Linked DNA regions of Homo sapiens: region 1 is linked to region 2. A link is a loop called in an ENCODE intact Hi-C map of the cell type or tissue named here. Cell type or tissue: natural killer cell. All regions are shown on one strand. Links, peaks and the distances in the headings refer to the core of each region. The heading gives the core; the rest is flanking DNA.

What was found. Hi-C counts contacts between places; a loop is a spot of excess contacts. Peaks named below come from ENCODE experiments on the same cell type or tissue, not always from the same donor. Only the 100,000 strongest peaks of a DNase experiment are listed, where the experiment ranks them.
Region 1: it touches region 2 in a loop (12-fold over the local background); 2 of 110 quality-filtered maps call a loop at or near these places.

The regions. Positions count from the first base shown.
Region 1 is chr12:9,504,611-9,520,728 of GRCh38, forward strand. It overlaps the pseudogene OVOS1P and the pseudogene LOC100419520. Among named protein-coding and RNA genes, the nearest start is that of KLRB1, 95 kb to the right of the region's middle. In natural killer cell, for the core only: no CTCF peak of the experiment used is centred there; no DNase peak of the experiment used is centred there.
Region 2 is chr12:9,701,185-9,716,038 of GRCh38, forward strand. LINC02390 (long intergenic non-protein coding RNA 2390) reads left to right here and starts at 2,200. Exons shown (of 2, transcript XR_931347.3): 1 at 2,200-2,973; 2 at 7,688-9,734. It also overlaps a transcript of CLECL1 not described here. RefSeq lists enhancers at 988-1,037, 9,532-9,621, 12,036-12,205, 12,216-12,265, 12,316-12,365 and a silencer at 6,365-6,464. In natural killer cell, for the core only: CTCF peaks have their summits at 7,222 (motif pointing left) and 7,421; DNase peaks (open chromatin) are centred at 5,087, 6,372 and 7,187; H3K27ac peaks cover 1,270 bases.

The DNA.
Region 1 (16,118 bases), core at 5,122-13,121, 200 kb before region 2:
TGATTTGAAAAAATAAATCTATCATAATTTATTTCCCCTTTTTATTACTAGTTGTGTTTGTGTTTTTTTCCCATTAGTTTTTGGATTTGTTAATTATGTTTATTTTTAATGTTATTTTAAATGATTTTCCTTTCATCATTTATTTTTATTATATTTTTTCTTCTACCTCTTTTGGTTTTTTTTTCTAGCATCTTGTTATAAATACTTATGTTAAACTTCCATGTTTTCAAATTTATACAATTTTTCCTGAATACTACTTTCCTCCTCACAGGTGTTTTTCTATACTATTTTTATTTTTTAAATTATGAAAAAATGCACATATCAAATTTACCATCTTAACAATTTTTAAGTTCAATTAAAATCATTTCTGATGATTTCATTATTTTTATTTTTATTTTTACCTAAGAATTACTTAGAGTTTTAAGTTTTCTTCTCTAGTATGTGTGATTATGGTTGTATATTTTTTTAAAAAGTAATTTTTTCTTTTGTAGTAACAGCTACAATTTATTGAGCACTTACTAGGTCTTAAATATTTGCTAAATACATATACAGTACTCACAATAGCCCCAGGAAATGATAGATGTATTTAAGTTTTGGATCAATGATTAATGATTAGCTGAGTAGAAAGCTCTTTTCTACCCTATAATAAGCTAGACATTAGAGACCGACATTCCAATTAATATAATTAACCCTGAATTTATAGAACTGTTTTCTCATAATAATGCACATCTACTGCTAAATGACTACTCTCAAAGTTGCTTTCTTTTTCATGTCCAAAGAAAATTACATTTGCTTTCCTCCGAGTTTTACAATAGAATACTCTTCAGTGCTACTATAGAATCTATTAGGAAATTCTTTGAAATATAAATCAATTTAAGCCCTATAATCAGAGCTTCTCTTCTTGTTGAACTGCTTTGCAGGGGGGAAATGGCATACATATACAAAATAATACTCTCCTGAAACACACAACACTGACTCCCAAGAATATTGATGACTTACTATTTGTCGAACACTGTTACATGCTACCAGTGTTAGATGAATCAGGAATCCCTTTTCAGTAACTATGGTTCTTGGAGTCCTGGATAACTTAAAAAAATAGAGACCAGTCTGGCTAAAGAAATTTAAAGTTCTCTAACTCTCAGCTGGACACCTTGGGAACTAGAATATGGATATGTCCCACCCAGTTCCCAGGAGAACACCATGAAAAAGTTTATATACATCCCACATCCTCTGCAGTATCTCAAAACTCTCTCCTAGTTCCAGCATCCTCCCATCACCACAAATATCAAGAGTATTAATCAAGGAGGGACAAGCCTGCCACTATATCCTTCACTCACAATTCCAAAGATGTTTGTCCTGGAAATTCTGTCTTATTTTCATGAGCTCTTAGCATATCATGATAGCATGACATCTTCACATCAAGTATACTGCTTGGCTAGCATTGATAATAGTTCAAACAAATAGCAACAATTTATATACTTCACATCAACTAGGGGAAAGGTGACAAATATTGTAAGACAGCTTGAAGCACAGGTTATCACCAAGGTTTGTGTTTGGGAGATAAAACATACAAGATAAACAGAGGACTAACATTGACTAATTCTGGAGAAACATAGGAAGAACTATAAACAGCTTAGCAGAGAGAAAACAGTTCACTGATTTTTAATAAAATCCATTCACAACACTTATTTGTAGTTACTTTTATGGTAGATAATATTCAAGTTATATTAAAGTGCTTCAAGCAAAATTTAGCAACTCCTGTAAGGCTTCCTGCTGTTCATCATCAAGTTGAGATACACATTCCAACCATAAATCTTCAGGAGTCTGTACTTGAGGCACGACATCTTCTAGGCGTTTGGCACAGGGATCTTCATAGTTAATAGTCCCATTAATTTTTTCTTCTGCAATTATTCTGATTATTTTGGGAAAATTGGAATTATTTGGACCAATTACAACTGGGTGGTTACTTTCAGTTAGGTCACAGAGAAAACTCAAAGTCTGAATAGCTTCCTCTTTATCTTCATGCAGTGGAAGCCATGATAGCCAGTATGAAAGAACTTCATCTACATTTACACAGTTAGGCTTAAACTTCAAAATCTTCCCTAGTGCTGAGATACAGTTCTCTGTAGCAATGACATTTTTTTTTTGTTTTGGAATTTGCACACTTAATAACTTTTACCACAGTGGGACAGCTTCTGAACATAAAGAATGATAATCATCTCCACTAAGCTGTGCCATGACACCCAGGCCATAAGCAGCAGCTTGCCTGACTTCAGGGTTGTTATCTCACACATTTAGTAGCATTGGCCACCAAAAATAGTCTACATATTTAAATGAAGTTGGACTACATATTTAAATGAAGTTGGATTGCAGTGCTCTGCGATGTCATCAAATATGCACAGTCCCCACTGTCTGCCTAGCCATGGCCTACTTGAACAAATTAGATTTACAATTAATGGAAGTAGTTGTTCAAATCATGGTAAAATCTTTTCCTTATAAGTACTAAATAATGTGTGCAAAATATCTGATACTTTGGTCAGAATATAAACATCACATTCATCCTCATCTTGCAGAGACATCTCAACCTTTTGATCATAGTTTTCTTCCTGACTTTTAACCTGTCACAATTCTTCGTTTTTAAAGTGCCCTTCAAGTTTTGCTCTCAGTGTCCCTCCCAGTTCTTCCAAGTATTCATCATTAAGGCAATCATCTCCCATAACTTCAGTGAACTTTGCAAAAGAATTCATTATTTCTGAGAGCACATCTGTATCTGGTTCAGTACCAATAGCCTTGATTAAGGGGTTACGTATGAATTGCCACATCTGTGCAAGATACTCTGGGCCACAAATTCTTGCACATTCCAGGAGAAAAGGCATGGACTCTGCTGCTGCCACTCGAACATTGTCTTGGAAATAAAATTTCAGTAAAGGAACCATCAGCTTCACAACTTGTTCTGTATAGTTCACAAACCCTTCCCTTAACTCCTTAGCATAGTAAACCAACATCTGGCAAGCAGTTACTTTTGCTTCAAGTCCTGAAGTTTTAATTCCAAAACGCTGTTGGTCTCCAAGATTTACATGTTGCCAGCCATCATCATCATTCATATTCTCCACATCCTGTGTGTCTAAGAGAGCAGCATGAGGTTTAGCTGAAGCAGTCTTAATAAGAGGCTCGATAACCAGGGAAAGCTACTGTTGAAAATCTTTTCCAAGAATTTTACACTTTCTAGCCCATGCTGAAACCATGTAAGAGGTCTGGGGGTCATTATCTTCCGTATTATTTAAGTCTGATTGTGTCTTCAACAAGAGCTGCATCACATTTGATGCATCTTACATAAATTTTTTCTTCCCAACAGCAAGACCAATATGGCTAATGCACGCAATAATTTTTCCTCTCAGAAGCTTGAGTTCCTTCTGAACAGCAAGCTCAATGATGTGCTTTAGTGAGGGCATGAATATATCATAATATGGGACAAATTTTTCTTCTATTGTATCTGCAACCGATGCAATGGTTGCCACAAGTTATTCCAGGGCCAACTTAGTTCCATTCCGAATCAACTCTTCAAGCTTAATCACCAAGACAGAATGTAGATTTTTCACCATACTATCCAAATATAGAACTAGGAATGATTTGGGGCAGTCTTCAATAAAAACAGTAAGAGCAGAAGCTGCATGTGATTGCACACGCTGATTACCTTGATTTTGCATGGTACGTAACAGAGCTGGAATCACTGTTTCATGAAATGTCTTTTGGAAATTGGGTGCAAAATCTGTAGCCATCTGTCCAAGTGTAGTACAGGCTGGAGCCCTTACCCTTAGATGAGGATCCTGGGATATTTTCACAGATTTCCTCTGCTTGCCTCCGCACCATACAGCTTGGATTGATCAGGTTCTTCAGAAGCTGATAAAACTCTTTGCTTTTCTGACAAGTTCGCCAGCACCCCTGTGGACGTGGTCACCGCCATTATGCTCTGTCAAAGCTACCATGACTGGGAAGGAAAATAAGTAATTTTTAAATTGCGGACAACACATATATTAACAAGAAAAATAACACTGTAAATTAAAGTATGAAGAACAATGAGCACCTCTCCCCTCTAATCCGTTCATTTCGTGAATACTTCCCCAGAAGCAACTACTTTCAGTCCACTGTGTTTCCTATAAACCAGTAGTGAGGTTCAGAAGCTTGATCAGATTCAAGTTCATTTTTGGTGGGTGCAGTAGGCAAGAATATAATGTAGGTAGTGTCATGTACTTTTCACAGAGAGCACTCTTCCTCTCTTACTGAGATGTTAGCAGACATTGACAATAATTACTTAGATGCATTGTTTCTCTAAACCATTCTTTCTTAGCCTTGGCACAACTGAAATTTTGGGCCAGATGATACTTTGCTGTGGGGGCTACCCTGTGCATGGTAAGAGTTTAGCAACATCCCAGGTCTCTACCTGGGATGTAGCACCATCCCCTTCCTATTTGTGATAGCCCAAAGTGTTTGCAGACATTGCCAAATGGCAAAATTTATTGGCTAATAAGTTAAAAAGTGATAAATTAGAATTTTGCCACTCTTAGAATAGTGATTCTCAATGAAGGGTGATTTGAGATATTTTTAAAAAGATTACCTAAATCCTATTATCCCCTCTAAAAAATTAGCAATAATCCACTGAAATCTGCCAGTCAATCATGCTCCAGATTAACTCAGGGGTTTTATTTCTGTCTTCTCTAGCATAAGACATGGTTGAGAGGGGTGTGTGTGTGTGTGTTGTGTGTGTGTGTGTGTGTGTGTGTGTATGTGTATGTGTATGTGTATGTGTGTACTTAAGCCCTAGCCTAGTCATTAAGGCCCAGCTCCTTCCCATTCCCTCTCAAAGCTTCTTGACACTTTAAGGTATAGTATTATCTTATCCTATAATCAGGAACTCCAAGACACCTTTTCCTATAGAGGAGAGCTGGGAAAACTAGCTGAGGTTGGTAATAGTTTATCAGGGAGGTAGGGGATAGGTGGTACCTACATGAATCAGGCATCCGTGGACAAAGTAGTCTGTTATTAATATATTGTAATACAGTACAGTTTCCTGCCTGGACACACCCTCTTCATTAGCATTTGAAAGAATTAGTTCCTGAAAACTCATATATAAGAGCTCTTATTTCCTTGATCATTTTAGGGAGACCAGTGGCAGCTATAAACAGATGTGAGTCTCAAACAATAAAATGCTTTAGTTCAAAAACATGGTTGTATAAAGTGGTATCTTTTGGGTTTTTGGCCATTTCACAGTGGTGAATGCTCTGATCACTTCCGGGAGATGTGCCAGGAGAAACAAGTCATTCCTGTTCTACTTTTGGAAAAGGGACTGGTTTCTCTGTGATATAGTGAGTCACTACAGTAGCTGCATTACTGGAAATTAAAAATGGTTTATCTGGCCATGTGTTGTGTCATAAGGCCATCAAACACGTGGCTCAGTATTGCTAGGGAGCACTTTTAAAGAGTAAGCTTTATTTCCAGAATGAAGATACTATCTGCTTTTTTAGTGTCCCCTACAAATTTCAAGACCTCAGAGCTATGACTCCAAGAGTAACATATGTGAACATAGGAAGCTGGGCAAGGCGGTGGGCTAACAAGGGTATTTCTTCATAAGTGACAGTAGCAGCATCCGTGGATGGCTGAAATGATACTGTTTAAAATTGTAGGATATACGACAAATACCTTTGCCACAAGAAACATCTGCTAATGAAGTGTTGCATGCCTGGCCCCGGCAGTTGATAATGGGCCTGGTGTCATCACTTGGGGCACTATTTGGGTTTGGGGACAAAGAAAGAAAGGAAAGTGCCCAGAAATCACATGGCTTGTTCATCTTTCTGTGACTGGAAGGGACTCAAAGGATCTTTCTAGTCTAGGTGTACTAAAATTAGAGCAAACCTCTGTGTGATCATAAAGGCATGGTGTCATGTGTCTGTGGCCTGTGGACTGCTGAGACAAGTTGAATTTTTCTTACAAGATCAAGCCTTGAGATGAAACTAAGTTCAAAATCTGCGTAGATGGTGCAAATAAGGCATCAGTCTACAGATGCTGAGCAAGAAAAAAGGATTGTGTTTGCCTGGACCAGCAGGAAAATGATAAGTGGCAGAAATAAGATGAAAGGCTCAAAGCAGAAGTTGTTTTGCAGAAACTGACTGAGCTAAAAAAAGGATGTCTCAGACAGTCTTCTTCTGGTTGTTGTGGCCTTAGATGTTGTTAAGAAGGTGCCTTTAAAGGCTTCAAACTGGCATAGATACTGATGCAGGCATTGTATCTACTGCAAATCATACAATTTCAGAAGGGACTTTTTAAAGCAATCATTGCCTGTACTAGTAAGAGAATGAGAAAGAGATTTCTAGCAAATAACCATGGCCTATCAGAGCAGTCACTACAATGTTTTAGGGAGGATAATGCTAAATTTTGCATTTTAGAAAATTTGCTTTGATGCCAGTATAGAGAAAGAACAAGCAAAAGCAATACAGGAGAGAGAGACTGGATAGAAAAAAATAGAAGATGTATGAGGGAAAAAAGATAAGCTATTGATACAAGGAATAGCAACAGGAACAAATGTGATAAGCTGGAAACAGAAAATGTTAAAAAGATACAATTGAAAATATTTTATCAACAATTGAAAATTATAGGAGAAGGAAAATAAAAAGTCTAAGATGTCTCTAGATATTTGACTTCAGTGACTAAGTGAATGGTTGAGGTATTCACTGAGATAAATAAGAGAAAGAGAAAAAAAAGGAAGGTTGGGCACAGTAATAAATCATTCCAATTTGAGGGTTTCTGTAGCATTTTTATTATAAAAAATACTCAGGATGATTAATTCTATGGGCCTGAGTTTTCAGAGATCTTCGTGGGCAGGAGAAACAGAGTTTAGGCTCATTAGTATATTAATGGTACATGTCATACACTCAACAGGAATAGATGAAACCACGCAGGAAGTGCATACGTACGAAGGAGAGCGGGGGTCCCCATGATAGAAGCTTGGCAAATGCCATCAAAATGGATTCCCAAATTTACTACATGCTTCCGAAATGTATTTTCTTCCTCTTGTACAGATTAAATTGCTTGATCCAGACAACTCTCCAATCCCAAATGAAGTTGTCCAGTTGCATCTGAAGGACAAAATCGTGGGAAACTACACCACAGATGTAAATGGCATCGCTCAGTTTTTCTTGGACACATATACGTTTACATACCCAAATATCACTTTGAAAGTAAGTTAAACGAAAGGCAAGTAAAATAAAAACAAACAAGCAAACAAAAAACTGCACTGGCTCGCTAAGGTTTAGGTCTGTGCGAAATTATATTTATGGAACAGAAATGAAAAGTTACACCTTGGTGTGAATCTAGAGTACTGAAAAATAGTTAAATATTAAGAATATAGGCCCTATGAAAAGTAGGTTAAAAATTATTTTAAGAGTCCCGGGAAAAGACAGAAGGATAGCATACATACTAAATTGTATAAAGGAGAATTAGCTGAAAATAAGCAACGCTTCACTTTTATTAAGGAAATAGAAAGAGAATTGTGTTTTTATAGAAGGAAATATTTGAGAAACCCTGTAATCTATTACCTTGGAATAATGTAAAGAATTTCTCTGGATATATTCAAGAGAGAAGTGAACTACTATCTGTAATAATTAAATATCAATCCTTCCTAGATATTTTTAAAGGACTCCTCAGACTTTTTGTGTTGATAATGGTAAATTACTATGGTCAGAGTAAACTCCTTGCTGTATTTCATAAAAACTTTCCCATCTTTCAGCAAAACTTCATATTATGTTATCAGTAGCAAGGTAAACGTTTGCACTCATGGGTTCTTCGTATTATAGTGAGGGAGATATAGCAATCTACATGCTAGCAAAAGTAATAATTATAGTAAAGAATACAGTAAAATATTTAATGTAATATTATTGAAGTAGGACTTGAATAGACTAAATTGTAAAAACCATAGTGGTCGCTCTAGAGTATAACTAGAAAATGGGGAATTGGGTTAGATTTAATGTAGAATGGCTATAAAATCTTCTTGCAGAGATAAAGCAGCATGATGATAAACCATCTTATCAAATATTCTTTCACTCATCCTTTCTCTTTATCCTAAAATACCCGTAATTTTGATTTTTTGTCTAGGCAGCCTACAAGGCCAATGAAAATTGCCAGGCTCATGGCTGGGTGTTGCCTCAATACCCTCAGCCCGAGTACTTTGCATATCGATTTTACTCCAAGACGAATAGCTTCCTAAAGATTGTCCAAGAGATGGAAGAACTGAGATGCAACCAGCAGAAGAGGGTGCTAGTGCACTGCATTCTCAATATGGAAGACTTTGAAGACAAAACCTACACAGCAGACTTCAATTATTTGGTATGAGCTGAAAACATTCTTCCACAACCAAAATTGTTTCTTTTCTTTAAAACTTCTTTGAACCTAATGAAATCCCTGTACCTATATGCCACGAGGAAGCTCAAAGTTAACATAAATGATAAAACTTATATAACTGGTATCTATTTTTAAGAAAGGAGGGAAAAGGCCATGCCACCACAACCCATATGCACTCTGTCATTCTCAGACCCTTTCTTCAGAGTTACCCATTTCTATTTGGACATTGCTGGGATCAAACCAGAGTTCTGATATGTACTAGCTTTGTGTTACTTTTTGAAAGCCACTTAAACCCTAGAGAATCTTAGTTTTTTGTAATATATTGTCTAATCATCAAGATAATTATTTAATAATACATATAAAGCCCTTTGCCCAACTTCTGGCACACAGAAGATATTAAGTATTAGTTTGATTTTAATATATTGCTATTATGGATTATTTTACACTGTCTAAATAGATGCATGATACTTCATTGAGATTTATGAAGATGATATAAAATTAATGAAACATGAATTAATTCAATCAGCCAACACTTATTGAATGTTTTTCATATTCCAGGTGCTGTATTAGCAATTGTCACAATAGAAGAAATAGAAAAAGTATAACTGGGGACAAAACATATATTAGAATTACGTAAGTGTTACAAATGAAACATGTATGGCCACTGAGGTGTTACAGAAAAATGAATGATTAACTTTAGCTAGAGTTTAGGACAGTGATTATCAGAGTATATTTCCTAGAGTAGCAGTATCAGCATCACCTGGGAATAATTTAGAAATTCTGGGAATAAGTGGCCAGGTGCAGTGGCTCACGCCTGTAATCCCAGCACTTTGGGGGGCCGAGATGGGCGGGTCACAAGGTCAGGAGATCCAGACCATCCTGGCTAACACGGTGAAACCGCGTCTCCACTAAAAATACAAAAAGAAATCAGCCTGGCATGGTGGCGGGCGCCTGTAGTCCCAGCTACTCAGGAGGCTGAGGCAGGAGAATGGCATGAATCCAGGAGGCGGAGCTTGCAGTGAGCGGAGATGGTGCCACTGCACTCTAACCTGGGTGACAGAGCAAGACTCTGTCTCAAAAAAAAAAAAAAAAAAATTCTAGGAATAAGTTAGAAATCTTGTCCTCCGAAGCACATTAAAATTTGACAACCACTAGTTTAGGAAAAAGATATATGCGTATATATTTACATTTATATGTATATACATATTTTTAAGGAAAAAATACATAAAGAGAATATGCCTAAATAGGGTTTTGTGGGATGAATAGGAGTTTTCTGGATGATTAGAGGATATGAGAAACACATTTAAGCTTATTTTAGGAAATAATATAAGAGGTCAAAGATGTCTGAAGTGTATTATTCTGAGAACTAAAGGTGTTTGAGTCTATCTATGCGAAGAATGAAAGTAGTACCACATGATTTCTCACATTTTGCAAACTTAGAATTCTGGAATAGTCTTTTGATACTTCTTTTTTTCATGCTATTTACTGCGTCACCAATTTCTATCACTTTTTCATTATATTATCTCTTGCATTTTTTCTTTCCTTCATCATTTCCATAAACATTAAAATATTTCAAACCAGCAAGGTATGGACACCAAACCATCAGAAAAGGTATGAGTCATAATTCCACTGAAGCCCTTAGCTAAGCCAAGCATGGCTCATTTAGACTGGGGGCAAAGTGGTGGGAGTGGGAGGAGCTGGTTGTGGAGGAGAGGTTCTAGGGCAGCAGGGAGGGGACTCTGGGGAGCTCAGGGAAGTGGCTCTTTGCCAACCGGTACAGAAATCCTTCAACATGTCAACAATAATACTGCCGTACTGGGGTGTGAGAAATACCAAGCATCCTTGAGTGAGAAGCTGAACCTCTTTTTTTTTTTTTTTTTTTGAGACAGAGCCTCGCTCAGTCGCCCAGGCTGGAGTGCAGGGGCTCGATCTCCGCTCACTGAAAGCTCTGCGTCCTGGGTTCACGGCATTCTCCTGCCTCGGCCTCCCGAGTAGCTGGGACTACAGGCGCCCGCCACCACGCCCGGCTAATTTTTTTGTATTTTTTTAGTACAGACGGGGTTTCACCGTGTTAGCCAGGATGGTCGCGATCTCCTGACCTCGTGATCTGCCCACCTCGGCCTCCCAAAGTACTGGGATTACAGGGAAGCTGAACCTCTTAACTAGTTTTTATAAAGACACTCCCACATGCTCCTGACTTTTGCCTTCTTTTCTGGCCACACCTCTGCTCGACTTAATACCCAGTACTTCCCAATCCAGAGCTGAGCCATTTTGCAGGTCTGTGGTGTGAATTGATTTACTTGTCATCAGCTTCCCTCTTGAAATAGCTTAGGTTTGCCCCCCTCTGATCTGATAAGGCCTTTACAATTACTTTACCTCATTTCCATTTTAAATGAGTCTGCTAATAGCCTTTTTCTTCCTCTCTCCCTACTTCCTTCCTCCCTCCTTTTCTTCTTTCTTTCTTTATTCTGGAAATCTAGAGTGATTTTTTTAAAAAGCAATTAGGATTATTTATTTCAGTCCCCTAATTGAAATACAGTTAATGACTGCCTATTTCTATTAAAACAAATACCAGACTCCTTTCTTTTGCCTGCAACTCTGTATCTGCTCTGCACCTGTGAAGCTCGCCCGCTTCATTTTGCATCATTCTACACTTCAGCCTTCTTCATTGCAGACACAGAGGGCTTTCATTTTCTTGGACAAGCCATGTGCTTTTCTGGCTCCGAAGCCTCCCACAGGTTTTCCCTTCTGCCCATAATAATCTTCGTTCCCATTTGCTACCGCGGTTCCCAACCTGCCTGCACCTGATTTTCCAAGCTGATTCCTCCTCAGCGTTCATCTCTTGGCTTAAATGAAACTTTCTAATCTCCTAGACAATTCCAGTCTTCTACATATTCTTTCATAATAGGCTGGGTGGACTTTAATTCTGCCTAGCAGGGTACACATCACAGAGAGAACCCTCAATATCATATTTTAGAATGAATGGATAGAGCCTGAATTAATTTGATTCTCAGGCTTTCAGTAAGTAATTTGATACTCAGTCTTTTAAGCTTTTTTCTTAATTGTGTGACCTGACAAATATCAGTACCTCTGTGTGTCTCTTCAGTTTACTCATCTGTTACGAGAGCTGGCTTTCTGTTTTGAGAAGTCAGTGAGCTAATATAGCCAACAGTGCTGAGACCTCTCAGGCTCATTAAACTTTGAGCTTTATGCCTTTTTGCAAATGTTCTAGTTCCCAAAACAATATTTTCCAGCTAGTTGAGGCTCAGTTCTTTTTTTATGAACTAATAACCCAAACTTGGCACTTCAGAGATTTAAAGCAATTTTAATATTCAGTGAAATATTAAACGGACTAGGAGTACCAGCTCCTGCAATTTCAAGCTGCAAGATCTTATGGAAGCTTTAAATTTTCTGCAAGTCTCAGCATCTTTTAAAATAATATTCTAAAACTGTAATTTAAAAATTCAAGGAGTTTGTACTAGATTTCAAGTCTCCAGCCTTTGTTTGCACTTTAGAGATCATAACAAAAGTCTGCTGATGCAAATTTGCACACAGTTGCTGATAAAGGTGAAGTGAGAGAAGCTTTTTTCTGGAGCACCCCCAGCTTGCTACTTTATTCTCTTTTCTTTAAATTTTGGGTGGAGATGGATGAACAGGCCTTGCTTATACCTTGCATATCAAACACACCTTTCAGAAAACCAGACAAGCACTGGGAGACTCTTAATGCCTTTGTGTAACTTTGTTTCACTGAACTAAATAAATTTAGATGTAATTTAGCATTTGCAAATATGAATAAAAAGTTGTTTATTGGTCTTAGAAAACTGTTTTGGAATGTGGAACATTAAATTGCTTTATAGCAAGTTTATCTGTGACTCCTAAATTCTCTTGAATATAGCTATTAGAGTCATATGCTTGTTTACTGGTAACCTGAGTTTACTAGTAAACATGTCAATAGTATTGCTCAGACAAGAAAAGGAGGTAAATCACATTCGTTTATAATTAAATGAAATTTAGTTTCTATCCTCTAAACTTTATGATTATATTTTCATTTTCCTAGGTGATTTCAAAAGGTGTAATCATTCTTCATGGGCAACAGAAAATTGAGATCAACGAAAATGGTGAGGCCTCTAATTTTAGCATATAATTTAATACAAATAGAATGCTTTAATTGGGATATATTTTACATTTTTCTTTAAAAGTCACAATCCTCCCATTTTAGGACTGTTTACTGCCCCCTAAACTACCCTTGGGGAACATGTAAAGACATGTGAATAGGCACAATGCCAAATGAAAAAATAATTACTTAATTAATAGTGCATTAATTATATTCCAAACACTACTATAATGGGAAAGGGCCATTGTCCTTCCCTTTCTTTTCCAAGAAAGACAGGTAAGTATTTTTACATTCAAACAAGAAGGGATTTTTAAAAAGAAACAAAAGTAGACTGAAGTTTGACGTAATAAGAAATGTTCAACTATTTCTTTCTTTTATAATTTATGGAATAGGTTATGAACTCCTCCTAGAAATGCCTTATAAATTAAATTTGGTGGGTTGGGGCAGTCTCTTTGGCAGTGGGTAGGATGGCTAGAAACTCAGTGGAGGGTTTCTGCAAGATGACAGTCAGCTATCTCACCAAAGCACTTTTTCGGTTTGAAATTTTCTTTTCACAGGGAGGAAGGGCATATTTTCCATTTCTATAGACATTAACCCTGAATTAGCGCCCTCAGTAGATATGCTTGTCTATAGCTTGCATCCTGGAGGAGAAATGGTCACTGATAGCACCCAATTCCGAATTGAGAAATGCTTCGAAAATCAGGTAGGTGCCAAAAATGATTCTTTTTTAATTTGGGGGAAAACTAAGGAGAACTTAAGAGACTGTTGGGTTTAAACTCCCAATTTTTCATAGAATTGCAAAATGAAAAATAAAAGAAAGCTATGGAGAAGTTAATATGTTGGATGATTGAAGAGTAGCAGGATTATAGCATTCACTTTGGATGTTGTTCCAAATCCGGTTGTTCCTAATAATAATATTATTAGGTGGGTAAAGCACAGAAAGCCCTTTTAACTTATGTGTGTTTTTAAAAAAGTTAAGAATAGTCTAAAAGATGATTCTTCTCATATGGCTTGCCGTCCTTTTGCCCTTTTATTTTCATTTTCAGGTCAACTTAAATTTTTCTAAAGAAAAAAGTTTACCAGGATCCAATATTGATCTTCAAGTCTCGGCTGCTTCAAACTCTCTTTGTGCTCTTTGGGCTGTAGACCAGAGTGTATTGCTACTAAGGAATTATGGTCAGCTGTCAGCACAAACTGTGAGTGATTAAAACCATCTTTGTTTACCACCAACAGTATAGTTTTATGTCTTTACCTTTGGATAAAAACAGGATACCTTAAATAAACTAGAGGAGAAAGAAATTGTCCAGAGTTCTAGGCATAAAAAATATTTTAGGTTAGAAATCATGTAAAATGACTCTACTCCAATTATACTGATTCTCTTATGGAAAAAATGACCAACACTTTTAAAAATAAATAACAATTGCTAAAGGTCTACTATTTGACACTTGCTCTACTGAGTATTCCCGTATCTATTATTTAATTTTATTCTCATATTAATAAACCCTATAGAACTAATGCAGTATTCCCATTTTGATTAATGTCTAATCTTAGGCTCAGGGAGATTTAGTAAATTAACCGAGAACATTCTCTAACAATGTCCTTGAATGAGTCCTCAAAGAGTATTGAGCAGTGCCTTTATCTGGAATGTATTAAAATCCAGTTGAGCCTCATGGACTTTTTGTTAGTTTTAATGTGATTTAGCCAGCAATTATTTAACTGATTAAATAGTATTTCAAAGTTTTTACAGATCTAAGATCCTATACTTTCTCAATATGTGTTTATTTGGTATAGGTATGATGACAGTTCTACATAGGATATTCATAGGATTATATAGGTTATTTATATACTGCTTGTGGGGAAAAATGAATTGTTTTCTATGAAAAAATACAGTTGACTCTCTTCTACCATCTAGGTGTATAGTCAGCTATATTCCAGGGAACTACATGGCTATTACTTCAGAGGACTTAACTTAGAAGATGGCCTTAAAGTGCCGTGTCTTGAAGATGAACATATCCTTTACAATGGAATTTATTACACACCTGCATGGGCTGACTTTGGAAAAGATGGCTATGACCTTGTGAAGGTAAGGCAACTAAGTCTTAAAATGGTGAATATATGTGACAATATATAAATAAATAGAAATATTCATGCTGTGGGTTTTTAATCTCAGAATTCTTAGAGTACAAATTTACAATTAGTACTAATGTCTGAGAAATAATATCTCAAATAATGTTGTAATAGCAAAAAGACTTAATAAAGTTCTTATTATATTATAGTTATAATTATATAATAGTTATAATATTATAAAGCTATAATAGTTATTCTATATAGTTATAATAAATTATAAAGTTATAATATATTTTTTAAAGTTGTATTAATATAATTTTATTTAAAAGTTATAAAGTTATAAAGTTATAAGGTTATTATAATGTTATAATAAGGTTAAGTTATAAGGTTATTAGAACTTCATTATAAAACTATAATAATATTTTAAATAACTAATAATATTATAATATTAGGAAAAGAACTAATATGTGAGGGAATTATCAGCTTTCCTGACATAATATTATGTACATTATATACTGGTGTCTAATATAAATCCCCATTTTGCTCTTACGTCTACCCTCGAATTTGATTTCTACTATTTTAAAGTATTCTACTATATTTAAAGTGTTTATAAGTGAGATACTATCCCTAGTTCAACAAAAATGCCAAATTCAAAGTAGTGAAAGTATAGTGGGGTATGATATGAGATGTCTTTTTTTGTCCTCTCTTATTTAAAGGTTTTCATCAACAGCTCTTAATTAGGAAAATAGAGCAAAAGCCATTAGAATTAGAGAAACTAAGGAACTCAAAGACATGAAATTTAGGAAACGTCAGTGAAGTATCTCTAAATATATGACAATCAGAGATGGAGAAAGAAATAAGTGGAAATTGAAAATATACATAGAACAAAAAACCAGTCCAGACTGCTAGTCTTATGTTGTTATGTGATCTAAAATTGATTTTATCTTGAAAGGCAACAGGATTAAAGATTTTTACCAACTCTCACCTCCGGAAACCAGTATTGTGCAAGGATTCTAACCATCTTGACTCTACTGATTACATACCCTTAGGTAAGTCACAGTATAATGCGAAGGGCAGGTGACAGGTTATAATCTCTTAATGCTTTTAAACTGATTGGGAAAAGAGGGGAGATGATTATTTTCTTTTGCTTTGTCTTTTAATTCATTTAATGTGCCTGTCATGTCAGATGCTAGAAATACAGTGAGAATAATGCAGGTAAATCTTTATATTCATGAAGTTTACATTGAATTTGGGATGCAGACAATATACAAATGGCTGCATATTGTCATTTGTATATTTCTTGTGTTGCTGTAAAGAAATATTTGAGGCTGGGTAATTTACAAAGAAAATAGGGGCTAAGTGCGGTGGCTCACACCTATAATCCCAGCACTTTGGGAGGCTGAGGCAGGCAGATCACCTGAGGTCAGGAGTTTGAGACAAGCCCGGGTAACATGTTGAAACCCTGTTTCTACTAAAAATACAAAAAAATAGCCAGGTGTGGTGGCGCACGCCTCTAATCCCAGCTACTCGGGAGGCTGAGGCAGAA
Region 2 (14,854 bases), core at 4,023-12,022:
AGGAGAACAGAGATCAATGTAAGAGATGTTTCCAAAAGTAATGATGTTGTCATGGAAGTTGGCAGATGATCAAATTATCAGGTATGTAAAACTGATCATGAAGGTGTTCCAAGGAAATTACTCTAATTGTTTCATCAATATTGAACCCAAAATTAAATCAACCCAAACATAGAAAAGGAAAAAAAAAAAGGCAAAAGGCACAGTGTAATGATGCTCTCTTTACTCCTTTGGAAGGGATTGATAAAATTGCAACTACTTCTTGTATAAAGAATCATCCATTTTATAGATGACTACAAATTCAATCCTAAACCTTCAAATACAATGAAAAGAAAGTATGTACTGAGAGCTGGAATGACTACTCACCTAGGCCAAAGTCTCACCTAGGAATGAAGCATCAGGCACACAGTGCACTGAGCATGGCTGAAGGTGCATTGACTAATCTTCTAAAACCTACTCCAGAATGAGAGAGACTGGTACAACTCCATTTGTGCTAAATTTGGAGATATAAACAATATTTTGGAGTTAAAACCTAGAAGTTTTCAAATCTACATAAAAAATCAATTTCTTTTTTTTCTTGCAAAAGCAGAAAAGATGAGAGGACATTGGCACCTGCCAAGAGTGTTGATGAAATGGGGTACTTCCCTGGCCTCTTTGCAGGAGTTGCAAAGGGGTTGGCTTGTTTACTCAGCCCACAGCTCTCAACCCCTCATGGGAGGGGAAACTCACAGGTGAGTGGGTGTAGGGATCAGGATGAGGGCTTCTGTGTGCCAGCAGGAGTAGAACTCTGTGCTGCCCCATGGCAACATCTAGGGGAGTTCCCATGACCCCTCAAGCCCCAGAGGGTGAGTGTTACAGTGTGCTCTTTTAGCTTTTCTATCCACAGATGACAAGTATTTAACAGCTCAGTGGAGGGTCAGGGTGACAGCCTTTTGGACCTGCCTTCTTGGTACCTCAGTTCTTGTTTAGCGTCCAGGAAGAATCAGGTCATGCAAACAAATTGAAGGGTAGTGAATGTGGAGGATTTTATTGAGGGATGGAAGTGGCTCTCAGCGGGATAGGGAGCTGGAAAGTGGATGGAATGGGAAGGTGGTATTCCCCTGGAGTTCAGACAAACTCTTCTCCGAGGTCCCACCATCAAGCTGTCCCTCTGAGCTCAAACTGCTTCTCTCTGACATCCGGCTGCTTCTTCTTTTCTTTCTTTCTCTGTCACTCTGCTATTCCGCTGCTCTGCTGCTCTGCCACTCTGGTGATGGGGCCTGTGGTTTTTATGGGTAGAGGATGGGGTGTGGGGTGGGCCAAAAAGCAACATGTGAGTGGGAAAGCAGGAAATGCATGTTCTCATTTTGGTCTGTGATCCCAGGCTTGAGGATGTGTGGCTCTTGCTTGGGACAGCCCTCTTCTGCCCAGTATTTCCCTGCTTCCCACCCATATCACCAACACTGCTCCTAACCCTACTCAAAAGGTACATTAAAATATAGAGGTGGAAAGTTATATGCTGCTTCTCTCAGAGCAAACCCTTTCTCTCTTATGTAAAATAACTAACTTTCCTCCACAGCATAATTTAAAAAGAAAACTAATGATGACATTAGTCAGAAATCTGTAGACATCTCTACTCCTCTAGTAACTCTGAAAACTGGGTCTGCTAATGAGTTGGTAGCATTAAATCTGAAGACTGAAAGTTTTCTATTCTGTTCCTTCTCTTTTTACCCTTACTTTAGTGGAACAGTAAATTTCAGTAAAATCAGTGAAGGTGTATCTGCCAAGGTTCCAATCAACACAGAGGAAGAGAAGACTTGTTCTATAACTAAACTAGTAGACAACCCAGAAAAATTATCTCTACTTATAATAAACAGAAATCCTAATTACTGCATCCAACTACCTGACCATCATTCATTTTTAAGAGACAGAATTTTTAACGTTCCAAAGTTCTCACCCAAAAGAGATCTGACAGTTTCTGACTGCAATCCATTCTGGAGAAGTTGCTACTAAATTGAATAGAGTAAAGTTATTGTTCCTTTAAATACAATATCTATGAATGGACAATCAAGATTTATGTCCCTTAAGGCATAAGACAGCTGTTAAATGTTGTTCCTCCATTGTACTAATCAACTTCATACTACTGGAGGATATTTGTAAAAAATATTTATATATACACACATACACACACACTCTTAAAATAATTTGTGCTAGGTTATTTATTTATTTATTTATTTATTTATTTATTTATTGAGACAAGGTCTCACTCTGTTGCTCAGGCTGGAGTGCAGTGGCATGATCATAGCTCACTGCAGCCTCAGCTTCCCAAACTCTGGCGATCCTCTCACATCAGCCTCCCAAGCAGCTGGGACCACAGGCATGTGCCATTATACCTGACTAATTTTTGAATTTTTTGTAGAGACAGAGTTACACCGTGTTGCCAAGGCTGGTCTCAAAATTTTGGGGTCAAACAATCTACCTGCCTTGGTCTTTCAAAGTGCTTGGATTATAGTTGTGAGCCACTGAGCTCAGCCTGTCCTAGGTCTTTTAATGTCAAAAGAACACTTGCCCGCATATATATATATATGTATACATATTTGTCATTTCTTTGTCTTAAAACTGGAATATCCTGCTTTAAAACTTTAAGACAAAGTGTAAATGATTTTCTTTTTTTAATGAGAAATAGTCACCTTTTGTCAATTTTATTTGCTGATTTTATTGACTTGCGTATTCTACAGTGGAGACCTCAACATATTCTATGTATTGTGTTTTAGTAGCAAGGTGAACATATGTATGATATTTTCCACCTTAATGTTACTCTTTAATTGAATACATTTATAAGTTACATTAAAGCTTATTTTATGTTGAAAGAAGGAGCTAGAAAACTAGTGATGTTAAACAATGTGTTAACATTTATTTTCAATGATGAATCATTTAGTTTACAAGACATATCTTGTATTTTCTTTAGGTAATTGCCAAATCAGAGTCAAATTTATGGTAAGTTCATAGTACTTTAATATTTTATTAATATGAAATACTTGATTTTTACATCTTTAGAATTTTAATTGCACAAGGAGAACTTCCAATAAATATTTTCTGTATATAATTATGACACTTTCTTCACAAATATTACATATTCTATGCTCCAAGGCCTTGAACAATTTCTTGTGAAAATGTTGCTGCATTGTCACAGTTATTTCACAATTTTCATATAGAGAGGAATAGGGATTAAGTTATGTTCATTTGCTTTTTTTAACTTTTAAGTTCAGAGATACATGTGCAGGATTTGTAGATTTGTTACATAGGTAAACACATGTCATGGAGATTTATTGTACAGATTATTTTATCACTCAAGTATTATGCCTAGTATCCATTATTTTTTAAATTCTCTCCCTCCTTTCACCCTCTGCTGTTTGGTAGGCCCCCGTTTTTGTTATTTCCCTCTAGGTATCTATGTGTTCTCATCATTTAGCTCTCACTTACAAGTGAGAACATGTGGTATTTGATTTTCCATTCCTGTGATAGTTTGGTAAGAATAATGGCATCTAGTTCCATATATGTCTCTGCAAAGGACATGATCTTGTTCCTTTTTATGGCTGCATAGTATTCCATGGTGTATATGTACCACATTTTCTTTATCCAGTCTATCGTTGATGGGCATTTAGGTTGATTTTGTGTCTTTGCTATTGTGAATAGTGCTGCAATGAACATATGTGTGCGTGTGTAGTTATTATAGAACAATTTATATTGCTTTGGGTATACGCCCAGTAATTGGATTGCTGGGTCGAATAGTAGTGCTGTCTCTAGGTCTTTGAGAAATTGCCATACTGTCTTCCACAATGGTTGACCTAATTTACACTCCCACCAACAACGTAAAAGCATTCCTTTTTCAACACAACCTTGCCAACATCTATTATTTTTTGACTTTTTAATAATAGCCATCTGACTGGTGTGGGATGGTGTCTCATTGTGGTTTTGATCTGCATTTCTCTAATGATCAGTGATATTGAGCTTTTTTTCATATAATTGTTGGCCACATGTATGTCTTCTTTTGAGAAATGTCTTTTCATGTCCTTTGCTTACTTTTTAATGAGGTCTTTTTTTTTTGTAAATTTGTTTAAGTTCCTTATAAGTGCTGGATATTAGATCATTATCAGATGCATGAATTACAAAAATTTTATCCCATTCTGTAGGTTGTTTACTCTGTTGATAGTTTCTCTTGCTGTGCAGAAGATCTTTAGTTTAATTAGATCCCATTTGTCAATCTTTCCTTTTCTTACAATTGCTTTTGGCATCTTCGTCATGAAATATTTGCCTGTGTCTATATCCTGAATGTTATTGCTTAGGTTTTCTTCTATGGTTTTTATAGTTTTGGGTTTTACACTAAAGTCTTTAATCCATCTTGAGTTGATTTTTGTATATGATATAAGGAAGGGTCCCAGTTTCAATTTTCTGCATATGGCTAGCCAGTTCTCCCAGCACTATTTACAGGGGAATCCTTTCCCATTGCTCATTTTTGTCAGGTTTGTCAAAGATCAGATGGTTGTAGGTGTGTGGTCTTATTTCTGAATTCTCTAATCTGTTCCATTGGTCTATGTGTCTGTTGTTGCACTGGTACCATGCTGTTTTGGTTACTGTAGCCTTGTAGTATAGTTTGAAATTGGGTAGTGTGATGCCTCTGGCTTTGCTGTTTTTGCTTAATATTATTCAGGCTATTCAGGCTCTTTTTTATTCCATATAAATTTTATTCCATATAAATTTTAAAATAGGTATTTTTCTATTGAATCTGTAAGTTGCATTGGGAAGTACGGCCATTTTCAAGATCTTGATTCTTCCTATGCATAAGCATGGAATGTTTTTCCATTTGTTTGTGTCTTCTCTGATTTCTTTGAGCAGTGGTTTGTACTTCTCCTTGAGGAAGCCCTTCACTTTTCTTGTTAGCTGTATTCCTAGGTATTTTGTTCTCTTTGTAGCAATTGTGATTTGGCTCTCTGCTTGCCTGTTGCTGGTGTGTAGGAATGCTAGTGATTTTTGCAAATTGATTTTGTAACCTGAGACTTTGCTGAAGTTGCTTCTCAGCTTAAGAAGCTTTTGGGCTGAGATGATGGGACTTTCCAAATATAGAATCATGTCATCTGCAAACAAAGACAATTTTACTTCCTCTCTTCCTCTTTGAATATGCTTTATTTCTTTCCCTTGCCTGATTGCCCAGGCCAAAACTTCTAATACTATGTTGAAAAGGTGTAGTGAGAGAGGTTATCCTTGTCTTGTGTCAGTCTTCAAGGGGAATTCTTTGAGCTTTTGCCCATTTAATATGATATTGACTGTAGATTTGTCATATATGACTCATTATTTTGATGCCTGTTCCTTAAACACCAGGTAGATTGAGAGTTTTTAACATGAAGGGATATTGAATTTTATTGAAAGCCTTTTCTGCATTTACTGAGATAAGCATGTGGTTTTTGTCTTTAGTTTTATTTATCTGATGAATTACATTTATTGGTTGGTGTATGTTGAACCAACCTTGCATCCCAAAGATGAAGCCGACTTGATCGTGGTGAATAAGCTTTTCAATGTGCTGCTGGATTCAGTTTGTCAGTATTTTGTTGAGAATTTTTGCATATGATCATCAAGGATATTGGCCTGAAGTTGTCTTTTTGTTTGTATTTCTGCCAGGTTTTGGTATCAGGATGGTGCTGCCCTCATAGAATGAGTTAGGGAGAAGTCACTTCTTTCAAGTTTCTGAAATAGTTTCAGTAGGAATGGTACCAGCTTTTCTTTATACATCTGGTTGAATTCAGCTGTGAATCCATCTGGTCCTGGGCTTTTCTGGGGAGGTTGGTAGGCTATTTATTACTGGCTCAATTTCAGAACTCATGGTTGGTCTTTCAGGGATTCAATTTCTCCCCTGGTTCCGTCTTGGGAAGGTGTATTTGTCCAGAAATTTATCCATTTCTTCTAGATTTTCTAATTTATGTGCATAGATGTATTTTATGTTCATTTGAAAAAGCTGAAGGGTTAATTGGAGTACCAGAAATTTTAGTTTTAATTCTAGTAAAATGACTAAATAAAATTACGATGTAGGCATGCAGTAGATACCAGTTTAAAGTTCTGGCAAATCTCACCAATCTAAAAATTATGAAGGATAAAGATTATAAAAGTTTTATACAAAATTAGAAGTATTAGCATCTAAAATTACATAGTAATTTTATCATTTTATTAGAATTAAAGCCAAGATTTCTTAAATGTTTACACATACATTTGATATGGGAGTGCTGGGAAGGGAAGAACATGGTCCCTTTAAATGATATGCAGTGGGGGAAGGGAAGTGCTAGGTAGATGAGGGTGTGGTCTCTGGCTAGGGCTCCACTTCTGCCCTACTGCCATGAGGTTGGAGCTCCCCAGCCTGCCTGTCTGTGTATGCTCCCCTAGAGATTTGAGCAGTGGGGCACTGAAGAAGCAAGCCACACCCCCATCACATGCCCTGCAAGGGGGCAAGGGAACTTTTCCCATTTCAAATGGGGGCTTTTCCAGGATCTCAGAAGTTGAGTATGAGCAAATACAAAACTATGGGGTCTGCTTTTCTTCCAAAACCCTGCCACTTCTCTTTCTGTGGGTAAGATGCTCTGTTTTCTCTTTGTCTCTTTTCTCTCTCACATGGTTCAAAATGGCTATCTCTTTCTTTATAGTGTTAAGAGTTTTGTTACAGGCTGCAGCAATTTTACTAAGTAAAATGAGCATTTGGCTCAGTCAACAAAGATGCAAGTCAGACCAATTGTTCCTGGAGGTGCCATGTATGCCTCCATGTCGACAGCCACAGGTACACATGGCTCAGGGCACCTCCCGTTACCCTTTTTCCTCCCACTTCGGGTGCCTGGGTGTGCCCACAGCAGGCAAAGGCCAAGTTCAGCAGCCACGAGGAGGGTGGGAGGAAGCTGGGGCAGTAACCAGGACTGTACAAGGTGCTTCTTACCTGCCGTGCCAATGGAACATTCCCTCCCCTGGCCAAGGAATTAAATCTGGTCTGAACTGGGGGAAGAATGGGAAAGTTATAAGGATTAGGAGGGCCCACTTGCACTAAGCAAGTGGTTCTTCCCTCAGAATCTCTCCCATTTTTGCCCCTTAAGCTATTTTTCTGTTTTTTAAGTGAGAGGGCTCCCCATTCTAACACTGTTTCTGATAGGGAAGTTAACGGTGAAACGACCCCTGCTGGCTGAGAACTGCAAATTCAGCAGGGCATACTTGAGACTCTCTAAATGGACACAAACAGCTTCTGAAACGCCTTTTCAGTCCCAAACTTGATTCCAAGCTTCAGGCTGAGGTCCTAAAAAGGAAAACCAGGTCTGAGGGATCCAAAGCCAGGCAACGGGCACAATATAAATGGGCAGCCAATTTCTGCCAATTGAAACCTCCACCCCATGGAAGGAGGCCTTGCTTCGTGACATAAACAGGCCCAGGGAACTCAAAGTTTGCCAACAGCAGGGAGAAAAGAAGGCATAGATAAGGGCAGTTAACTCCTATTCTCCGGATTTTCTCTACTTCATGGGTACCTACCGCATTGGTACCTATGTCACTTGCCAAGGTCAAGGTCACTGGGTCTCAGGGACAAAAGGTGGAAAGTGAAGGGGGACACTGGCTTTCTCTCTCCATCACACCCTGAGTATTTGCTGAAAGAAGAGAATGATGGACACCTCTGTTCCCTGTCTTTCAGAATGGGCAACCAGTTCTCTTCACCACTTCCAGCTTATACTCCTCTGGAGTGTATCCTGAACCATTGGGACGGCTTTGACCCTCAGAATCTGGAGGAAAAACACCTCATAGCCCTACGCACAAAGGGTTGGCCAAATTATGATTTACAGGAAGGACTGAGTTGGCCTCAGGAAGGAACCATTCATTTCAATACCACTTGGCAGTTGGAACTTTTCTGCAGACATGAGGACAGATGGTCTGAGGCCACATATATGCAGGCTTTCTATATCTTGCAAGGCAATCGAGACCTTGGCTAACAATGTAAGATAGATCTAGCCCTCCTGTTTGCCATCTTAGGGAAGGCTGCAAGGGGCAAGCCTAGAGAATTAAAGATATGAGTCCCAGAGGCACCCCCAACAGGGGAGCCAGCTCCCTCAAGCCCTGCTCCTCCAGGTCTATCCCAACCTCCCTATCCAGCTTCAGCCTCTCACTTGCCCCCTCCTAGAAATCCTCACTCTAAACAAGCCCCAGTCTCACTCCTGCCCCTCCAACAGATGCCCAGTGAATTTGGGCCCAGTAAGGTCCAGGTCTCCTTCTCCCTACAGGACTTAAAGCAAATTAAGGAGGATATTGACAGGTTTTCAGATGACCCTTATAGATAGAGGCTCTCCAGAATTTCACCCAAATATTTGAACTCTCTTGAAAAGACATTATGTTACTTTTGAATCAGACCCTGATGGACACTGAGAAACAGTCCACTCTGCAAGCAGCAGAGAGATTTAGGAATGAGCTTTGTATCACATATAGCGTCAGGGAAGGGGACGAATATTCTCCAACTGGAAGAGAAGCAGTACCAGTGAATGACCCTAAATGGCATCCCAATGATGAGATGGAAGACTGGAGAAGCACACACTTTCAGGTGTGCATAGTGGAAGGCTAGTATAAATTTATTACTCAGGCAGCTCCTGATATCAGGAGGAAGTTGCAGAAACGATCCCTGGGATCAGCTAGTACATTAGAGGACCTCCTGAAAGTGGCTACCTTGGTCTTTTATAATACAGACAGGGAGGCCCAGGAAGAGAGAGGAAATACGCAAAAGAGCAAAAGCTTTAATGGCCACCATGCAACCCCACAAACCCTAGAATTCCCAGGGTACACCTGTTAGTTGCTAAAGATATTTCAAGAACAGTTATCTCTCTGGTAAAGTTTATTTGCTCCTGTGCAAGGTTTCATTTCTTTCAACAGAGTGAAACAACTTGGGGTACAATGTTATTGTTAGTATATTTTCTTCTTATGTCTGTAATATTTGGCACTAAATTCTTTCCTTTAATAATACACATGTTTAACCCATGCATACTTAACCTTATAAAACTTGTTTTTTCTCTCATGCCTGGAAGCCATCAAACTCCAAATGTTCAGGCAACCAGAGCCTCAGATGATGGCTCCGCTTTGCTAGGAACCCCCAGGTAGACCTCTCGGAAGCATCCGACAGCAGTTTACCCCAAAAGAATGCCCCCTGTCAGTGGGAAGCAGCTAAGACCAGTCATTGTCCATATTCTCATGGCAGTTAGATACACCTCTTCAGAGAGGGGAAATAATATGGGAGTGCTAGGAAGGGAAGAACATGGCTGGCTAGGGCTCCATACCCTGGCTAGTCCTGGCTAGGGCTCCACACTCACGGACCTAACTGAGAACAGGTATTTCCCGCCCAAATGTTGCATTTCCCAAGACCACCCTGGCCTGCCATGCCCCCATCCTGTGCCTGCAAAAACCTGAGACCCTAGCAAGGCAGATACAGAAGCAACTGGACATCAAGAGGAGCACATCAGCGGAGGAACACACAGGGAGAGGAACACATAGGTGGCTGGACATTGAGAGGAACACACTGACAGGCACCAGCATGCTGGTAGGCCACTGACTGACAGAACAATGCAGAGTTTGGCTGGGGCAGCTGGAGGACAGTCTGGGCCACTGAGCAGCCTGACTTCAGGGGAAAACCATCTCCCTTCTGACTCTCCCATCTGCTGGTAGCTATTTCCACTCAATAAAACCTTGCACTCATTCTCCAAGCCCATATGTGATCTGATTCTTCCAGTACACCAAGGCAAGAACCTCAGGATACAGAAAGTCCACTGTCCTTGTGATAAGGCAGGGGTCTAATTGAGTTGACTAACACAAGGCACCTAGAGCGGCTAAACTAGAAGAGCAAAACTAAAAGAGCACACTGTAACACATGCCTACTGGGGCTTCAGCTGCAAACATTCACCCCTAGACATTGCTGTGGGATCTGAACCCCACAGCCTGCCCGCCTGTAAGCTCCCCTAGAGGTTTGAGCAGGGAGGCACTGAAGAAGCCAGCCACACCCCCATCTCACACCCTGCAAGGGGATAAGGGAACTTTTCCCATTTCACATTCAAGCCAGAACTGTTAAGAGAAACAATGGGTAATTTTCTGGCTTATACTTATTCTGGGTTCCAGAGAAGGTTGGTGTTCTGTTTCTACCTTCAGAATTGCATTGGCTACTTAATCTAAAAGCTTTGGTCAAACAAGCTGATTGTGGAGTTAACTGCTCTTCATTAAAGCTACTTAGAGCTTTTCCACTTCATATTATTAAGCTTCTGTGAAAATTTTGCTTTTGCCTGGTTTCAGAGAGTAAGTTATTTAAAAAAAAAAAAAAATCTCTTCTTAGTTTTCACCGTACTCAACTATCAGTAGAATTTCACATACTTGATTGCTTCCTCCCTGATATTCTTTCTTTAAAAGAAACCCTCTCCCCACCCCAGATTATTATTATTTTTTTTTTTTGCAGTGGTCCTTCTCAGCTTTCTTTTGTGGTTCCTTTTCCTTTTTCCACCCCCTAAAGTTTGGAATACCCCAGTCCTTGTACCTCTTCTTATCTGTGCTTACTTCCTAGGCAATGTCTTCTGGTCTCATCTATGGGCTGCTTACAATCACATTTATTTCTCTAGACCTAGCCTCTCCCCTGACTTCCAGCCTAAAGTATCTAACTGGATTCCTGACATTCCTACAATGATAGTTAATAGGCACTTTACACTTAACATGACTCAAGCTGAAAGCCTAGTCTTTACTTCATGCAAGCTTCTCCCTCAGTATTATCATTATCGAATACATCTTACTAGTTGATTTTCATTTCATATTACCTATCCAATACATCTAGATAAATTTAGAGTATATCCAGATATTCTCTACCTTTTGAGGCCAGTTTAAGACCAGCTTGGGCAACATAGCAAGACCCTATAGCTTACTTTTAAGGTAAAGATATATCTACCTTAAAAATAGCTGCCAACCCAAACTAAGCCATTTTCATTTCTCACCTGATTATTGTGATAGGCTCTTGACCAGTGTCCTTGTACTTGTCTCCTCATCCCCATAGTCTATTCTGCACACATTATTTAGAATGAATTTATAAAAATGTAAGTCTAACGATGTAAGTCTTTATGGCAAATTTTCAACTACCTATCTCACTCAGTAAAACGTGAAGGTTTCCCTGTGGTTCACAAGTTACTATATGATGAGGCTCCCATGTACTCCTCCAAACTCACATCTTCCTATAGTTCTTTTTAGTGCCTGTTGCACCATAATACTGTTCTGCTTTAGCCAAGCATGAACAATGCAATCTACAAATGAAATCTTTTTATTTCTTTCTTTACAATCCGTATGCCTTTTATTTATTTTTCATGTTTTATTGCACTAAATAAAACTTCTATTGTGATATTCAATAAAAGTGGCAAGAGTGGCCACCTTGCCTTTTTTCTAATCTTAGGGAGAAAGCATTCAAATCTTTCCCCATTAAATATGAGGTTATCTGTAGTTTATTACAGATAGTCTTTAACAAATTAAGGTAATTTCTCTTTTATTCCTAGGCTTCCAAGAGTTTTAATCATAAATGTTTGCTGAATTTTGCCAACTTCTTTTTTTAATCGATTGATAGAATTACATAAAGCTTTTTTATGTAAGTACAACTATTAATAAAACCCAGAATCAGAAGACTAAAAAGGACCCTGCCATCTATTGAAATGTTTAGACAAATTAATAACTATATGAGAAACAAAAACTATATTGTAGCAGGATGAGCCGCAGACAAAACCTCTCAGACACCAAGTTGGAGAAGGAAGGACTTTATTCATCTGGGAGCATCGGCAAGCTACTGCCTCAAAATCTGAGCTCCCCGAATGCACAATTTCTGTTCCTTTTAAGGGCTCACAACACTAAAGATTTCACATGAAAGGGTCGTGATTGATTTGAGCAAGCAGGTGGTACATGATAGGGACTGCATGCACCGGTGGTCAGAGAGAAACAGAACAGGGCAGGGAGTTTCACAATGTTCTTCTATACAATGTCTGGAATCTATGAATAACATCGGTTTCTAAGTTATGAGTTGATTTTTAACTAATTTTCAACTACCTATCTCACTCAGTAAAACGTGAAGGTTTCCCTGTGGTTCACAAGTTACTATATGATGAGGCTCCCATGTACTCCTCCAAACTCACATCTTCCTATAGTTCTTTTTAGTGCCTGTTGCACCATAATACTGTTCTGCTTTAGCCAAGCATGAACAATGCAATCTACAAATGAAATCTGGTTTAGGCCAGGCAGGCCCAGGCCTGGTTTCGGGCCTGGTGCTGGGCTGCCTGTCTTTGGTTTTACTTTCTTGTTGTTTTTTTCTTAAAACAGGTACTGAGTATAAAACAATATAAAACAATATGAGAGGGTCTCTCTCTTCCCTCATTTCCCCCATTTGAGACTCTCACTTTTTATTAGGGGAAGTTCTCACTCTTATTTTTGCTACTTATGTCTTTTTGTGCAATAGATCGATAGTGATTTATATAGTATGCTTGTGCTGAAGCATTTTGGTGAACTAAGGTAGCGACAAAGTTTTTTACCATTTGGAGAAATACAGGTGTCAGACAAGGGAGCAGTAAGCAAGTTCCTATTACTATTATTACTCTTATTGGAAGAGTTTTAAATCTTCTTATTGCTGGGAACCAATTTCCAAACATGGCTCTTGGATTGAGTCCGTGCCACACTTGCACGGGTACATGTGCCAGTTTTGTTATATCTTTAACTATGTCTTTAACTACTTGCCTTTGATTATCTATGTGTAGACAGTAATTAGTAAGGTTAAATTTCTTATAGACCTCTCTTTTAGCTGCTAGCAAGTAGTCGAGAGCCAATCTATTTGATAGATAGCATTTCTTCATAAGAGTCTCTTGCCAGGCAAAAACAGTCAAAGCTCAACTGGTTTTATTAGTAATAATTTCTAAAACAGCTTGTAACTGTATGATTCGGTTGAGCATGTAGATGGGGGTTTGATATCTTCATGAGCCATCTTGTGCATAAGTGGTGGGTCCATAGTATTGTATGATTTTTTCAGGAGGCCATTCATTATCTTTCTAATCACCTATGGCTATGCTTCTTTTTTCACGGGAAGCACAGACTGGGAAGCCCAGAAGTTCACCTGTTTTTATGGGCAGTAAGAAGAAAGATGGCTTAATGGTGCCAATTACACAGCTACCTGTCCACTGATCAGGCAGCTTAGCATAAGCTCTGTGTCCACATATCCAGTATAACCCAGTGGGGGCCATCCAGTCCTGGTGGAATTCTGGGTGGGCCTAAACAGCCTGCAGCTTTGGAAATTTACTGAATGGATTTCTTTCTGTGTAATTGGAACTCCACCATGTAACTGTTTTTGTGGTATCATTATACAGCTTTTGCCTAAGACAACTAAGCTGCCTTACAGGATGAGTGAATCCTTTTCCTTCTCTAGCTATACAATACTGTCTAATAATTGAGACTTTTAGAACTTAAAAATTGTCAGGGTGGTTCTTTTGGGCTGGAAATTCATCAGGAACTGGGTCTGTAGGAACTAATTCTCGGGCTACTTATGGCCATTGATCTCTTATTACAGTTTTTCTACAAACATAACATGAAGTGACATTTAGAGACTGGGCTACATGCTTGGCTAACTGCAAAAACAAATTTCCGGTTTTTCCTGGAGTCTCTGGTACTGGCACATTTAGTTTATCATAGAAAGTCTGAAATACTGGTTCTGGAGAGCATCTTTGAACCTCTCCTTCTATTAGGATATTTACACTAGGATCTAGTCCTTTTCTATCAATGTCTAATGTTACATATTTTCCTTTATTCTACTTTGGGTCTGAGGGATTTGTGATTATCAATTCTAAAGGGCTGCAGCTCCTCCTCATGCAGGAGGGGCTGACTTTTCCTTTTTTGGAGCCAAACAGGATCTTTTTTATCTTCTTTCTAAGTAGCCTAAATGAATGACACAAGACCAGTATTGACACATCTCACATAAATATGATTCTTGACAGATGTACTTATTTTCTGCTGCGTAACTTTTTTTCTAATCTAGAGAACCGCATCTTAACCTATGCTGTTTACTATTAATAGCAGCACAGGCATCAAATTTTAAGGTTACATTTTTGGGGACCCCTTTTCTTCTGTTCTAGCTATTACTTTACTTGCGTCACTTAGAGAACGACTAGTTCTTAGTCTTACTTCAAGGACTGTGATCATGGGAGGTTCAAAGGGGTCATAGCACACATCGGGCTGGTCACTTCCTGGATTACATACTTTGTACTGGGTGTTACTATACAAAGTTTCTCTTTGGAGTCCCTAGGCATTCATAATAGCTATAAAATAAAAAGATTGTCTTAACTTGTCCTACCTCAGTGACCTGATGTATGCACTGAAGGCAGCCCTCTGTGTGGGAAGAAGTATTGGAAGCTTTTACCACACAGGTCTAGCTCTCATTCACAAATTTTTGGGTTTTTCCTCCTCTACCTCCAGCATCCACTCTCCCAGCTGACACTCCAGAGGTCCAGTTGCCATCCCCACCCACTGCTGAGCTCTCTCCAGTTCTCGCCTTTATTCTGTCTTCTTATCCTGACCTCTCTTTGGAGGCCTTTCATCATTGGTTCCGATATTGGCTCTGACTCTCCCTCACCATCTCAGTTTTTCTCATTTTCTCATAACGTCACACTGGGTCCGGTTCCTGCAGTGCTCCTTTTACTCACATCATTGGCCTCCTCTCTGCCATCACAGGCCCCTCTCACATTGGCCTGCACATTTTCACTACTTTTTTCCCTCCTGCCCACAAATTGCCTTGTATCTTCTGCCTTCAAAGACTTTCTGGCCCCTGGTTTCC